2 separate regions of the Homo sapiens genome follow, and region 1 is linked to region 2. A link is an interaction called in ENCODE POLR2A ChIA-PET data of the cell type or tissue named here. Cell type or tissue: A673. All regions are shown on one strand.

Region 1 (8,000 bases), 140 kb before region 2:
GGGTGCCAAACATGTTCTTCCTTGCCCCCAGTGTGTAGCAATAGAGCTCCCTTCCCTTGCTGATCACAGTCAATCGCCTCTGCCAAGATGGTGACTCTTCTTCTTGTCTGCTGGTCCTGCTTAGCACAAATAGCCTGAAGTACCAAAGTGGCAGCCATAGTTTATTGTTCAATGAGATTTTTTCTGGGTCCCCCGGTGGAAGCTTTTTTTTTTTGAGACCTTTTGTCACTCAGGCTGGTGTACAGTAGCACAATTGTGACAGACTGCAGTCTCAACCTCCCCATCTTAAGTGATCCTCCCATCTCAGCCTCTCAAGTAGCCAGGACTACAGGCATGTGCCACCATGTCCAGCTAACTTTTAATTTTTTGTAGAGATGGGAATCTCAATATGTTGCCCAGACTGGTCTCAAACTCCTGAGCTCAAGCAACCTTCTGCCTTGGCCTCCTGAAGTACTGGGATTACAGGCATGAGCCACTACGCCTGGCCAGCATTTCTCCATTTCAATGCCAGGACCTCTAACCCTGCAGAGCCCATAGTTGCAGAGACAGGAAGCACAAATTTCCCGAGTGGGTGATTGAGAATGATGAATAAATGGAGTCATTCTTGCTTCTGCCTCTTGGTTTCCAGATTGAAAGTTTGTTGCCATCTTTGTAATGCCTCCCAGCTGATGCTTCAACAGGCTACTCCACCTCTACCATTCTCTGAGACTGGGTAGTATGATATTGTTATCGAAACACCAGGGGTTTGGTCTAGATCCTGCTTCTCGCTGCACAGAAAGCCAATGATTGAGATGAGTATTACCAAGGAATAAGGAAAAAAGAAGAAGAAGGAAGAAGAAGAAGGCGTGCTATAGCCTTCTGTAGCTACAGACTGGGTGCTACAGCCGAGGAGATGGGAGCTTAGTCTCAAATCCATCTCCCTGCTGTACTAAAACTAGAGGTTTATATAGTAGGGAAGAAGTGTAACAATGTACAACAAAATAGGAACTAGGGAGGGGCAAGGAAGCAATCATGATGAATGAGGGATCCAGCATCTCATTGTCCGTTGTCTGGATGTGGTGATCTGGTGAGTTTCAGTTCTTTTTCTGTTTTTGAGACAGAGTATTGCTCTGTCGCCCAGGCTGGAGTGCAATGGCACCATCTTGGCTCACAGTAACCGCTGCCTCCTGGGTTGAAGTCGTTCTCCTACCTCAGCCTCCCAAGTAGCTGGGATTACAGGCACACACCACCACGCCTGGCTAATTTTTTTGTATTTTTATTTATTTTATTTTATTATTATTATTATTTTTTGAGATGGAGTCTTGCTTTGTTGCCCAGGCTGGAGTGCAGTGGCGCCATCTCGGCTCCCTGCAACCTCTGCCTCCTGGGTTCAAGCAATTCTCCTTCTCAGTCTCCTGAGTAGCTGGGATTACAGGGGCCCACCACCACGCTTGGCCAATTTGTTTTGTATTTGAACCCCTGACCTTGTGATCAGCCTGCCTCGGCCTCCCAAAGTGCTGGGATTACAGACATGAGCCACTGTACCTGGCCATTTTTTTGTATTTTTAGTAGAGACAGGGTTTCACCATGTAGGCCAGGCTGGTTTCGAACTCCTGACCCCAGTCCTCCTGCCTCAGCCTCCCAAAGTGCTAGGATTACAGACGTGAGCTACTGCGCTTGGCTGAATTTCAGTTCTTTGATAGTTTTTTTTTTTTTTTCCTTTGAGACAAGAGTCTTGCTCTGTTGCCCAGGCTGGAGTGTGCAATGGTGTGATCTTGGCTCACTGCAACCTCCACCTCCCGGGTTCAAGAAATTCTCCTGCCTCAGCCTCCTGAGTAGCTGGGATTACAGGCGCACACCACCATGTCCAGCTAATTTTTGTATTTTTAGTAGAGACGGGGTTTCACCATTTTGGTCAGGCTGGTCTCAAACTCCTGACCTCATGATCTGCCCGCATCGGCCTCCCAAAGTGCTGGGATTACAGGCGTGAGCCACTGTGCCCGGCCTGATAGTTTTTTGAGAGGCCTGAAGATTGCTTCCTGAAGAAGGAATGCAGATAAAACAAATATAAGGTTCAAGCTTTAAGACCAGAAGCATCAATTCTGGTGGTTTATCCAAAAAACTGTGGGACTATTGAGTTGGTTTCAATATGTGATATGATGGGCATGGACCTACTCTTGCACCTCCTTTGTTGTAAAGTGGGTCTGTTGGTCTAATGCAATGCTATGTAGGATCCCGTGCTGGTGGATTCAACACTCTATAAGCCTTGGGATAGTGGTGCTGGTTGAGACACTGTATGGAGGAAAGCCGAAACCATCCCCAGAATGTCTATTTCTGTCTAAGTTAATTGCTACTCCTTGCAAGGTGGCTGGTCAGTCCCCTCAAGGGATGATACCAAAGAAAGGACTCAGTGCTGGTAACTATTGCTGGCAGATTGGACATGTAGTAGCAGGAGCTAGTGCGACCTTGGTGAGCCTCTGCTATTGGGCCCATGTCTAGCCTCCATCCCTTCCACCATGGCTGCTCCACGCATGTGTTGTGAGTGCTGTTGCATAGGCACTAACATGCTAATCAATGATCTTCGCACTGCGCGTCCACTCCTACATGTCATCCAAGTGCCTCTACCACATACTTCTTTGTCCCGATCTTCATATCTTTCTCTTTGAACGCCATTGACCAAGCCATTATCACTACCCATGAGTCCTAGTTTGTTCTAAACCCAAGCCATTTGTTTTTGCATATAAACCTGATGACAGATTCACTGCCCATTGAGAATATTTCTGCTCACCATTGTCTTTCAAGGTCATCCCTGAATGGCACTGTAGTGCAGCCATCACCCATTTTCAGTTCGTACCCATGTATCGAACCAACTCATCCATCAACCACACTCAGTTTTTTTCTTCTCTGTTAACTAATCACAATCAGGGATCCACATGGAACCATAGGTGTGAGCTGAGAGAGATGCTGGTATAACAGTGATGAGTGGCTTGTGTGTCTGGGCTACTAGCTCATGCAGATCACATGTGCTGTTCAGCCTGCACCTGTTTGATCCTGGATATACCATTTCTGCCTTATGATGGACTTCTGCTGGGATTGGGCCTCCCTCACCTTATGACTCCATGGCTCTGATAGAACCCAGCTCATGTTGAGCACTTATGGCTGCCTAGTTACTTGGTGTCCAATGGTCAGGTGCTCTGTCTCTAACAGGGCCTAATAGCATTCCAGGAGCTTTCTAGAAAGGCATTTAATTCTCTGTTACAGATAGCATAGCCTTGTTCCAGAACCTTGCAAATCTGCACTATGATTCTCCCTCTGGGACTTGTCATAAATTTCCAACACTGATACCTCTAATAACATAGAGTCTGCTGGATCATCTGGCCGAAGCAGCAGGACTGATTGCATTGTAGCCTGGACATGCTACGGGGCCCTTTCCTGCTCTTGGCCCCACTTAAAATTGACAGGCTTTCATGTCATCTGGAGTACGAGTTAAAGCGATAGTCCCATTTTTGGAATATGTTGCCTCTGGAACTCAAAGAGGCCTACTAGGTATTAGGCTTCCTACTTTGTGATGGGAAGTACAAGATCCAATAATGTATTCTTTCCCTTGAGGAGTAGTCTCAGCATGTCCCAGGCCCCTGGACCTCTAAAAATGTCACTGAGATGTTAGACCTCTGATGTCTAACATAGGGTTTTTCTCCTACGCTCTGGAATGCATGTTACAGAGGTCTCTGATGCACTAGTGAATTCTCGCTTAGCTGGTTCGATTAGCATGATGTCATCAGTATCCAGCCAGCCCGTGTCTCTCAGGACTATATTATGCCACGAGCAGGAGCATTAACACAGCCCTGGGGCAAGACTGTAAATGTACTTTTTTTTTTTTTTTTTTTTTGAGACAGAGTCTCGCTCTGTCACCCAGGCTGGAGTGCAGTGGCGTGATCTCGGCTCACTGCAAGCTCCGCCTCCCAGGTTCACATCATTCTTCTGCCTCAGCCTCCAGAGTAGCTGGGACTACAGGCGCCTGCCACCATGCCCGGCTAATTTTTTTGTATTTTTAGTAGAGATGGGGTTTCACTGTGTTAGCCAGGATGGACTCAATCTCCTGATCTGTCCGTCTCAGCCTTCCAAAGTGCTAGGATTACAGGCGTGAGCCACCGCGCCCGGCCTGTAAATGTACATGTTGTCTGTTCCAAGTGAATCAACTGTTCTGATCCTCTTTTTGATAGGATGGAAAAGAACGCACTCACCGGTTCAGTGGCCACTTATTATGTACCTGAGAATATGTTAATTTGCACTAGCAAAGATATCACATCTGGCACAGCAGCTACAGATAGGACTACTGCTTGGTTGACTACAGTAACCTATTGTCATCCTCTAGGATCTGCCTGACTTTCACAGTTTGGATGGGTAATTAAATGGAGATGTGGTGGAAACTACCTACCTTGTATCCCTTGGGTCTTTCCCAGTTACTTTTTTTTTTTTTTGAGACAGAGTCTCACTCCGTCATCCAGGCTGAAGTATAGTGGCTCGACCTTGGCTCACTGCAACTTCCTCCTCCCAAGTTCAAGTGATTCTGCTGCCTCAGCCTCCCAAGTAGCTGGGATTACAGGCGCCCACCACCATGCTTGGCTAATTTTTTGATTTTTAGTAGAGACGAGGTTTCACCGTGTTGACCAGGCTGGTCTTGAACTCCTGACCTCATGATCCGTCTGCCTCAGCCTCCCAAAGTGCTGGGATTACAGGCGTGAGCCACTGTGCCCAGCCCCCATTACTTTTTTTATGAATGGCTGTCACCCCCAGCTGGGATGCATAATTTGATTTACTGTCTTGGCTCATGGGGGAAGGAGGGTGCCGGAAATGCAGTTTCAGAGGCTTCCACTTGACCTTCCCATTATAATAGCTCTTATTCCACAGGCCAAGAAACCAAGGTAAGTCCATTCTAATGATATATTCAAGGACTAGAAAAATGACCACTTGGTGAATCTGTGGACTTGGTGGGCACACGGTGGGCCACACCTAGGCCAGCCTCCATTTACTACCTGGCCCCCATGTGTACTTTAAACGTGTCTCATGATGATGTTTCCAGTCTCAGGGTCTCAACTAGGACCTCATACCTAACAGTGTTTAAAAGAGTATTCCTGGCCCGGCACGGTGGCTCACACCACTTTGGGAGGCAGAGGAGGGCGGATCACTCGAGGCCAGGAGTTCAAGACCAGCCTGGCCAACATGGTGAAACCCTGTCTATACTAAAATTACAAAATTTAGCTGGTGTGGTGGTGGGCTCCTGTAATCTCAGCTACTCAAGAGGCTGAGGCCCGAGAAACGCTTGAATCCAGGAGGCCGAGGCTGCAGCAAGCCGAGATCATGCCACTGTACTTCAGCCTGGGCAACAGAGCGGGATTCCGTCTCAAAAAAAAAAAAAAGAGTATTCCCTTTTCTCAGAGTATGACTACCCAAATAAGTGGCCAGAGTTCCCTTTGGGGAAGAACCTGGGAAATGTCCACCATGTACATCAGTGTACATGATCTGACAGGGTACTTACTGGGTACTTACCATATATATCAGTGTACATGATCTGACAGCGTACTTACTGGGGACCTGGCTTCTCTTTTCATCTATGGGTTCTGGGTCTGAAAACTAGTTCCTGTCTGGAAACTGAGCAAATGATTGTGACTTTTTATTGGGGGCAGCTGCCCTTGGCTTGCTGATCAACTGTTCTTGATTTCTCTTTGTTGTACAGATTGAGCAGAACCCTTTTGTTTTGTTTTGTTTTTGAGACGGAGTCTCACTCTGTCGCCCAGGCTGGAGTACAGTGGCGCGATCTCAGCTCACTGCAAGCTCCACCTCCCGGGTTCATGCCATTCTCCTCAGCCTCCCAAGTAGCTGGGACTACAGGGTGCCTGCCACCACGCCCGGCTAACTTTTGGTATTTTTAGTAGAGACGGAGTTTCACCATATTAGCCAGGATGGTCTTGATCTCCTGACCTCGTGATCTGCCTGCCTCGGCCTCCCAAAGTGCTAGGATTACAGGCGTGAGCCACTGTGCCCAGCGAGCAGAACCCTTTTGCCCAATTAGTTTTGCTATGTTCTAGTAACTATCGCCACAACTCTCTGAGGATCAGGGTCCCCCAGCTGCCACTCCAAACTTGCTGCTCATTATGATAATTGCATCCACCTGGCTACTGAGGGCTAACAGCTTCTATTGTTTCAGGGTCCCATCATCCCCACTGCCATGCGTGAGTCTAGTTCTGTCTGATCATTAGCCCTGGCCTAGAGACTCCTGGTGATACTGGTGCCCTCTTATGTCTCTCCCAGCAGTGCATTCCTTATTGCTTTGGGATATCTTCTGGGTCTCCTGTGGGATATAGTCACCTTGCAGGCTTTCCTGCTGCATGCAGTATAGCAGTTCTAGCATGGCCATTTTTCTGAGCCTTTTCCCCTCTTCCATCTTCTGTTATGGCAATTCTGGCATTCCTACCTTAGTTGGTGTGGGCCATAATTTTCTTCAGGCTTCTAAGAGCCATTCCAGCAGTATGTTCCCACTGTCATCCCGCGATCATGCCAGGGCATTCCCAAATTGATCACCTTTCCTTTTTCGAAATGTTTTGCCCCTGTTGATCCCATGCCTTCTGAACATAGTCTCGGGCATATTCTTCCAGTCTCAGGGTCTCCCCTAGGATCCATCCCCAGCGGTCTGTCAACAGCTCCCGGTACATGTTGGTAGGTTCTGCAGCTCCTTCACAGTAGAAGCGCTTCCTTCTCTTATGAGACCCAGCGTGTCTCTGGCCAAGTCATGCTGTGACTTTACCCTAGTTACTGGGTTAGTGGTCAGGAGGGCAGATGGTGGCAGATTCTACATGAGGTGCATGTTGTCCTGCAGAAGAGAGTCCTCTGCATCATCTTTTAGCAAACCGGGAGTGCCAGCCCTTAGAGAAAGGTGGGCCACTTCTGCAGGCTCAGAGCAATCTGGGAATTCAAGATCTTTGGGTACATCCACTCAGATATTCACATCTCATGTATCAGAGTCCCATTCTGTCGCCCAGGCTGGAGTGCAATGGTGCAATCTCGGCTCACTGCAAACTCTGCCGCACAGGTTCAAGTGATTCTCCTGCCTCAGCCTCCTGAGTAGCTGGGATTACAGGCACCTGCCACTGCGCCCAGCTAATTTTTGTTTTTTGTTTTTTTGTATTATTTATTTATTTATTTGAGACGAAGTCTCAGTCGGTCACCCAAGCTGGATTGCAGTGGTACAATCTCAGCTCACTGCAACCTCCACCTCCCGGGTGTCTCAGCCTCCCGAGTAGTTGGGACTACAGGCCTGTGCCATGATGCCCAGCTAATTTTTTTGTATTTTTAGTAGAGACAGGGTTTCACCATATTGGTCAGGCTGGTCTCAAACTCCTGACCTCAGGTGACCTGCCTGCCTCGGCCTCCCAGAGTGCTGGGATTACAGGTGTGAGCCACCGTGCCCAGCTGTTTGTATTTTTAGTAGAGATGGTGTTTCACCATCTTGGCCAGGCTGGTCTTGAACTCCTGACCTCGTGATCTACCCGCCTTGGCCTCCCAGAGTGCTGGGATTATAGGCATGAGCCACCGCACCCGGCCTGCACTCTGCTACTATTAGGATTACACCATGTACCTGGTCCTCAGCTTTCCCTTTCCTCCAGGTGCAAGGGATGAGAGTATCCCTATGAGCTCCACTCAGTTTTCAATTGCTGATGAATCCTTTTCAACATTTCATTATTTTTTTCAAAGTGTTAATTATCCTTAGTGAAAGCCACCTAATTGAATTGTCCTTGTGGTAATTCTCCCCATATTTCTCAACCACCTGATAGGTCACACCCTCTGGTGCATTTCCTTCCATGGGAATACCATTCTAGTTCACCATTGGCAAAAGTTTTAACAATTTCACTGCTATCTTGTGCTACGGACTATATGTACTTCTTCTACTGCCACTGATGGGGTCTGCACTGCCAGCTGGATGGTAGGTGATCCAATTCCAAAATCTCATGTTGGCATCTCTT
Region 2 (8,000 bases):
TTTTCTTTCTTTCTTTTCTTTTTTTTTTTTTGAGATGGAGGTTTGCTCTTGTTGCCCAGGCTGGAGTGCAGTGGTGCAATCTGGGCTCACTGCAACCTCCACCTCCCAGGTACAAGTGATTCTCCTGACTTAGCCTCCCAGGTAGCTCAGATTACAGGCATGCGCCACCATGCCTGGCTAACTTTTTTTGTATTTAGTAGAGACAGGGTTTCACCATGTTAGGCTGGTCATGAACTCCTGACCTCAGGTGATCCACCCGCCTCTGCTTCCCAAAATGCTGGGATTACAGGCATGTGCCACTGCGCCCAGCCTAATGCTCTTCATTTCTTACAGACTATTTGAGTGTCTGGTACCATTTTCTTTCAACTTGAATAATTCTCTCTCTCTTTTTTTTTTTTTTTTTTTTGATACAGGGTCTTCCTCTGTCGCCCAGTCTGGAGTGCAATGGCGCGATCTTGGCTCACTGCAACTCCACCTCCTGGTTCAAGCAATTCTCCCACCTCAGCCTCCTGAGTAGCTGGGATTACAGGCACCCGCCATCATGCCTGGCTAGTTTTTGTATTTTTGTAGAGATGAGGTTTCACCATGTTGGCCAGGCTAGTCTTGAACTTCTGACCTCAGGTGATCTGCTCGCCTCAGCCTCCCAAAGTGCTGAGATTACAGGTGTGAGCCACCTCGCCTGGCCTCTTTTTTCTTAAAATATCTTTATTTGCCTTCATTTTTAAAGAATATTTTCCCTGGATATGGAATTCTAGATTGGCAGCTTTGTATTTGAGCTCTTTAAAGATGTTGTTTTATTGTCTCTGTTCTCTTTTGTTTCTGCAGTACAATATGAAGATGTCTGTGGTCATCCAATTTATTGTTCTTCTTTATGTAAAGTTTCATTTTTCTCTAGCCATTTCAAGTATCTTCGTCTTCAACTGTGATATACCTACTTGTGGTTGTTTTTAGATTGAATATGCTTTGCTCTTTTTTGCGGAGAGTGGGGAGTTGTCCCAGACTCTTACACATATTAATATGTTAGCCCCAATGATACTGTCCCACAGATCTGTATAACTTGGTTGGACTCAAAACAGCAAATTCTGTCTTTTAGGCAGTGGGTCATATTTTGGTTCAGCTCTTTTAGTTACTTGGAAACTGCCCTACACATGAGTAGATCAGGGATCATCCAGAGATTTAGGCAGAGTTTATATACAGAATTTGGGGTTCCTTCCTGCCCACTGGCTCATTTTCCTCCCAGGAATTTCCTCTCATTTTGCAGCAGCTATGGATTGCCCTGAACTCTATCCTTTTATCTTTAAGCTAGAAAGTCTGTGGGGGTTTCTGTTGGAGTTTTAGCTCTCCCATGTAGCACAGACCAGGACCAGTTGTCAGGCTAAAAGCTGTAAACATCAGAGAACTCTCCCCGTATTATTCCTTTCTTAAAAGAGTTGACTCCCTTCTTCTCATTCTCCAGTGCCTTCCTGCATTAGTCCGTTCTTTTCACTGCTATAAATAAATACCTGAGCTTGGGTAATGTATAAAGAACAGAAGTTTAATTGGCTTACGGTTCCATAGGCTTTACAAGAATCATGATGCTGGCTTCCGGGGAGGCCTCAGGAAACTTACAGTCATGGCGGAAGGCAAAGGGGGAGCTGGCACTTCCTGTGGCTGGAGCAGGAGCAAGAGAGAGAGAGGGGGGGAAGACAACCAGATCTCATGAGAACTTACTATCAAAGGAATAGCACCAAGGGGATGTTGCTAAACCATTCAGAAAGGACGACCCTCATTATCCTGTCACCTTGCACCAGGCCCCACCCCCAACATTGGGGATTACAGTGACATGACATTTGGGCAGGGACACAGATCCAAACCATACATTTCATATAGTTGTTCTATAAATTTTATCCAGAGATGAGGATTGCTTGAGCTCAGGAGTTAGAGACCAGCCTTGGCAAGATAGGGAGATCCCATCTCTACCAAAAATTAAAAAAAAAAAAAAAAATTAGCTGGGTGTGGTGGTGCGTGCCTGTGGTTTGTCCCAGCTACTTGGGAGGCTGAGGTAGGAGGATTGCTTGGGCCTGGGAGGTAGAGGATGCAGTGAGCACCACTGCACTCCAGCCTGGGTGACGGAGTGAAACCCTGTCTCAGAAAAAAATTCTTTTTAATTTTAATCCAGAGTTTATAGTTTTATCTATGGGAGGGTCATTTGGAAAGTTGGCCATTACTTGGCCAGAAGCAGAACCCTCCCTGCTTACATTTTGAGAAAAATAGATTGAGATTCTATAGTATTCTGCTTTAGTTTTTCTTTCTTGATCTCATATGGTACTTGTCTTTTGCTGACACTATTCATTCATTGAAATTAATAACCTTGCAAAATAAAAATATAAGAAGTCAGTGTGGCTCACCCTCCACCCTCCACTCCCACTCCATCTTTCATCCCGTTTTTATTTCCACGTCTGTCTAACTTGGCTCTGCCTGGTGCCTTTATAGCTAAAATTAGCCACACTTGATATTTTTAACTCTACGGTGCTTGGAAAGTATTTTGAGAGGCTTTGCCATATAACTTCATGAAAATAATGTGAGGAAAAGAAGAACTACAGGAAACAGGTGAAATAATCTATTCAGTTACTGAGAAAAGTTTCTTATTAATGGGAGAATTTATTAAGATAGGGAAGTATGTGTTGCCAAGTGAAGTGTTTTCCCACATTTTTCTTTTTTTTCTGTGACCATTTCTAGATGTCTGTACTTTTTGTGAACTCTCATGCTGTGAATGACGGTTTAGGTTTGCTGGTGCACTGGGAATTGATCTTTGAAAATTACAAGTCCAGTTAAAAAAAGATGGGTGGCCAGACGAAGAATCTGAGCCCTGTGTGCCTATATGTGTGCTAAAAGTCACGGAGCTTATGAAATCTGAGGTAATCTTGGCTTTTTTTTTTTTTTTTTTTGGTTTTTTTCTTGAGACAGAGTCTCGCCCTGTTGCCCAGGCTGGAGTACAGTGATGCGATCTCGGCTCACTGCAACTTCCACCCTCCCAGGCTTCAGCCTCCCAAGTAGCTGGGATTACGGCACGAGACACCATGGCTGGCTAATTTTTGTATTTTTAATAGAGACAGGGTTTCACCATGTTGGCCAGGCTGTTCTCGAAGTCCTGATCTCAAATGATCCACCCACCTTGGCCTCCCAAAGTGCTGGGATTACAGGCGTGAATTGCACCCGGCCCAATCTTAAGTAGTTTAAGGTCTTGGGGTCAGGCACGAGGGAGTGAAGGGGTAGTGTGTTACTTATAGCCACACAATAAATTACACAAAGTTTTAGTGGCTTAAAACGTCACGTATTTATTACACAGTTTCTGAGGGTCAGGATTCTGGGTTTGGCTTAGGTGGTTCCTCTAGCTCAGGGTCTTTCATAAATGCAGTCAAAATGTTGGCCAGGGCTGCAGTCTCAACTGAAGTCATCACGGGGGGAGGAGGATCTGCTTCTAAGCTCATTCACATTAATGGATTGGATTTAGTTGCATGCCAGCTGTTAGACTGAGGGCCTCATTTTATTCCTGATAATTGTCTCGTGTGGGCCTCTCCATAAGGTGGTGGCAAGCTAGATGGAAGCCAGAGTCACTTCGTAAATTAACCTTGGAAGTGACATTCCATATATATATATATGTATTTTTTTTCCCATATTCTGTTCAGTAGAGGTAAGTCTCTGGGCATGAATACTAGGAGGTGTGGAGATTATTAATAGCTATTTTTTTGTTGTTGATGAGTTGAGGGTGTGGGGAAGAAGAAGAAGGTATAATAAATTTTTATTTCTTACAGTGTATACTTAGAGTAGGAACCAGAATCACACAGTAGGGTGAGAAATTTTAAAAGCAAAGTTTACCACTAGGAAGCTATGTGATGTCTTACATAGGAAGAACAGCAAAGCATCTCAAATAAAGGAACATAACAAAACTTTAAACATTGAAAGGTTCTTTTTCTGTAGTTTTAGGTTGAAGTTTTATCTTAATTTTCTAGTCAATATTTTTCTACACTGACTTGGATGAAAATATTTATAACTGAAAATATATTATTTCTTTTTACCTATTCTTTTTGAAAGATGTAAAGACATATTCTTCTAATTGGCTAATAGATTTCAAAGTTCATGTGCGTCCTGTAATGTGCTAAACTCATACATTGTGTAGTAACAAAGTTGGAGTAGTTTAAATAAAATAATGGAACGATAGCTGCTATTCTATTCTTCATGTTTCTGTGTGCATGTCTGTGTGAATCTCTATCTGTATCTATAGTTTGATGTCTAAAATGTTTCCCACAGATTTTGTCTTTCATGTAATTCTTTGAAGAAAGTTGAGATTCTATTTGAAGGAAACTTTCCCTGGAGTATTAATTTTATGAATAAGTTTCTTCCTACTGCCTTAAAAAAATCTGATATTCTAGACATGTTTTTGTTATAGGTTAACATTGTATCTTCAGTAATGAAACCTTTAAAATAAACCTTGGTTATTTCTAAAAAGAACATAAATTTCAGCAAATAAATTCTTTCCTCTTAGCTTCAAATTAAATATAACATGAAGTATAATGTGGAAATAATAGAAAATATGTGAAGAGGTAATTTTGTGGAACTAATATAGTTTATAGTCAGAATCTTTCTTTTTTTAGTAGAGTGGTTGCAAGTCCAGACCTGGAAGCAGACTGGCTGCTTTAAGTCCCATTTCTGCCTCTCCCTACAGTATGTCTTTAGTCAAGTTAATTCACTTCTTGTGTCTCCATTTCCTATCTGTAAAATGGGGATATTAACGGTACCTACCACATAAGGTTGTTGAAGAAATAAGCGAATTAATAAAGGCAAAGCACATAGAACCATATATGGCACTTAGTAAGTACTATATACATATCCTTATTTTTTACTATTATTAGTAGTATTATTAGTATCAACACTGGCTCAGTAACTGCTTATGTCACTTAATTGTCTCTGGGATTTAGGTCTTTCATAACATAAACCAAGAGATTTGGATTCTTTATAACTGACTAACTGGGGAGCTGTTAGTCTCTATTAGATAGTAATTCACTGATAAGATTTTTCCTCATTGATAGGATTTTTTGTGCCTACAGTTAAACAATACTCTGAAATATTTATAGACAGTTGTAGAGTGCATTCTTCTGAAACTGTTGGTTTTAATTTTTCCAAGTAACGTTTGCTTTATCTTTGTTAATTAGTCTTTCATATTACAAGAAAGAGCATTGCTTGAATTTTTTCTGTGCTGCTTAGCAGCAGGCTGTCTTTGTCATTATGTGGCCAGCTAGAGTTGCACACACAGAGCAGGTTCCCACCCTAGATAATCTCAGTCTTACTAGTTTGTTAATATTTCTTTCTTTTCTTCCTTTTTTAAGAGAGAGTGTCTCGCTCTGTCGCCCAAGCTGGAATGCAGTGGCTCAGTAATAGCTCACTGTAACCTTGCACTCCTGGGCTGAAGTGGTCCTTCTACCTCAGCCTCCCAAGTAGGTGGGACTACAGGTGCACACCATTGTGCCTGGCTAATTTATTTTATTTTTCATATCTTGTGGAGACAGAGTCTCACTTTGTTTTGTCCAGGCTGATCTCTAACTCCTGGGCTCAAGTGATCTTCCTGCCTTGGCTTCTCAGAGTGCTGGGATTGCAGGTTAGAGCCACTGTATCCAGCCTGTTAATGTTTCTTTTTATTTTTTTCGGTCTCCAGAGCTTTTGTAAGTTTTACAAGTTTCTCTGTCTCTCTTATGGTTCTAAGAATATGGAAATTGTGCATTCTAATTGTCTTTATTATTCTCTGTCTCCAGGTATGTTGCAGATAGGGACAGGTTCTTTTTACCGCCTGAGTCACATTTATTGAATTTTGCAGATTCTATACTTAAGTAAGAGGAATTCATGATTGAAGTCAAATAGTACCATAAGAATTATTGAGAAAAGATTACTCCCTAAAAAGATTACTCCCTATTGAAAAAAAGATTACTCCTAAGCACACATGACTACATGTGGTAGGTACATTCTCTAAAGTACTTTTTCTACATACTATTGTATTTAACCTTTAACGTTTTCCCCTATTTTAAGAGATTTTTTCATCCTGCAGAATGACCCAATAGATTTGCTGAAATGTTTTCTTTTAAATCATGCCATCTTGCTTTTGATGGTCATTTAGACTGACCATTTTCTTTGGTGAATCTGGATCAGTTATACTAGACTGCATTTGTACTTTGCACATGAATATAGGTGTTGTAGGACAAAGAGTTTAATAGTGCCATATTGATGTTTTTACCTTTTATTTATTATTCTATTTCTCAGAAAGATGAATGAAACATAAGTGTGGTCTTTAGAGGAAGTTTTGCCTTTCTGCATATTTGGTGCTGCTGCATTCCAGATGGTTTTCTTGCCTTGCAGAAAATAACTTTGTAGGCTGCCGTTATTTGCATCTGCTGTTTGTCAGTGGCATTCACAGTGTTTTTGTTGTATTCCTCAATCTCTCAGCCATTGTGGCAGAACCGAATTGTAACTAGCAAGCAAATTTTTTCTCCTGATTCTTAGCAAGATTTTTTCTTTCTTTTTTTAATGGAATGGCAAAGGAGATAAGTTTCTAATTTGGTCTACTGGTGATAGTGGTTAGTTAGTTGAAATCAAGTTTGGTATCCTTAAAAATGACATATAACTTTAAATATTTATTTTTCATTTATTTTTGGAAGCTTAAACAGATTTTTAAGTTTTTTAAAAAGTTTTTTGAGATGGGGTCTTAACTCTGTCACCCAGGTTGGAGTGCAGTGGCACAATCTTGGCCCAAGGCTCCAGTAATCCTCCCACCTCAGCCTCCTGAATAGCTGGGACTACACGTGCCTGCCACCCTGCCCAGCTAAGTTTTGCACTTTTTGTAGAGGTGGGGTTTTGTTATGTTGCCCAGGCTGGTCTTGAACTCCTGGGCTCCAGCAATCCACCTGCCTCAGCCTCCCAAAGTGCTGGGATTACAGGTGTGAGCCACTGTGCCTGGCCCAGAAATTTACTTTCTCACAGCTCTGAAAAGTCTGAGCTTGATGTGCTGGCAGGGCTGGTGCTGGTTTCCTCTGAGGCCTGTCTCCTTGGCTTGCAGATGGCCGCCCTCTTGCTGCCTCTTCATATGGATGTTCCTCTGTGTGCTTGCTCCTATGGTGCCTCTCACTCTTTAAATACTCTAGTCTCTGTTATATGTGTTAATTCTCTAGTCTTTTGCTGTAAAGCTTTTTCTTTAGTGTTAGTCTGGTGATGAGAACTCTATATTGTTTTTCTTCCTAAAGCATGCCCCAGCAGATAATGACGTTTCAGCTTTGGTTTCTTTGAAGTGGAGAGAGAACTTAGACATATGCAAAGCATTCTGAATACAGAATTCTGTTAGACTTGTATGATCTTTTTAGTGACCTACCTTGATAAAGACTTTTCAAAACATTTAACTTAATTTTTATAGTATTTCTGTATACTCACATATCAATTTATATAATATTTAGATTGCAGACTTACAAGTACAATTATAATGAATACATTTGGTCACAGACAGCTGATTCTTTTTGTTTTTTGGGTTTTTTTTTTTTTTTTTGAGACAGAGTCTCACTCTGTCATGCAGGCTGGAGTGCAGTGACATGATCATGACTCACTGTGGCCTCGAACTCCTGGCTCAAGTGATCCTCCCACCTCAGCCTCCCAAGTACTTAAGACTACAGGCATGTGCCATTGTGCCCAGCTGATTTTTAAGTTTTTTCATTTCTGTAGAGGTGGGGGTCTTGCTATGTTGCCCAGGCTGCACAGCTGATTCTCAACCTCTGGGAGCAGAACAGTGCAGAGTGATGAGTTGAGGAGCTCTGAGCATTTAGAGTGCTAGTGGTATGGTTTGTGGATGGGAAGGGGAGGAGTGGAGAGATTGTCCATTTGGGCATTGGAGGTCAGAAAAGGAAGCTTTCACTGTCGTATTTCAGGGCTCTTACTCCAAGTTTACAGATGTTTACTTTTTATACTTAGTATCTCTCACCACTTTT

Evidence for each region. Peaks named below come from ENCODE experiments on the same cell type or tissue, not always from the same donor. Only the 100,000 strongest peaks of a DNase experiment are listed, where the experiment ranks them.
Region 1: POLR2A ChIA-PET joins it to region 2 with 7 read pairs; 7 of 35 experiments call an interaction of 5 or more read pairs at or near these places.

Annotation. Positions count from the first base shown.
Region 1 is chr1:225,716,480-225,724,479 of GRCh38, reverse strand. No RefSeq gene overlaps it. Among named protein-coding and RNA genes, the nearest start is that of SRP9, 57 kb to the left of the region's middle. In A673, no CTCF peak of the experiment used is centred here; no DNase peak of the experiment used is centred here.
Region 2 is chr1:225,575,840-225,583,839 of GRCh38, reverse strand. The region is part of intron 1 of ENAH (ENAH actin regulator); the gene reads left to right. Among named protein-coding and RNA genes, the nearest start is that of ENAH, 73 kb to the left of the region's middle. RefSeq lists an enhancer at 7,656-7,825. In A673, no CTCF peak of the experiment used is centred here; a DNase peak (open chromatin) is centred at 3,479; H3K27ac peaks cover 2,719 bases.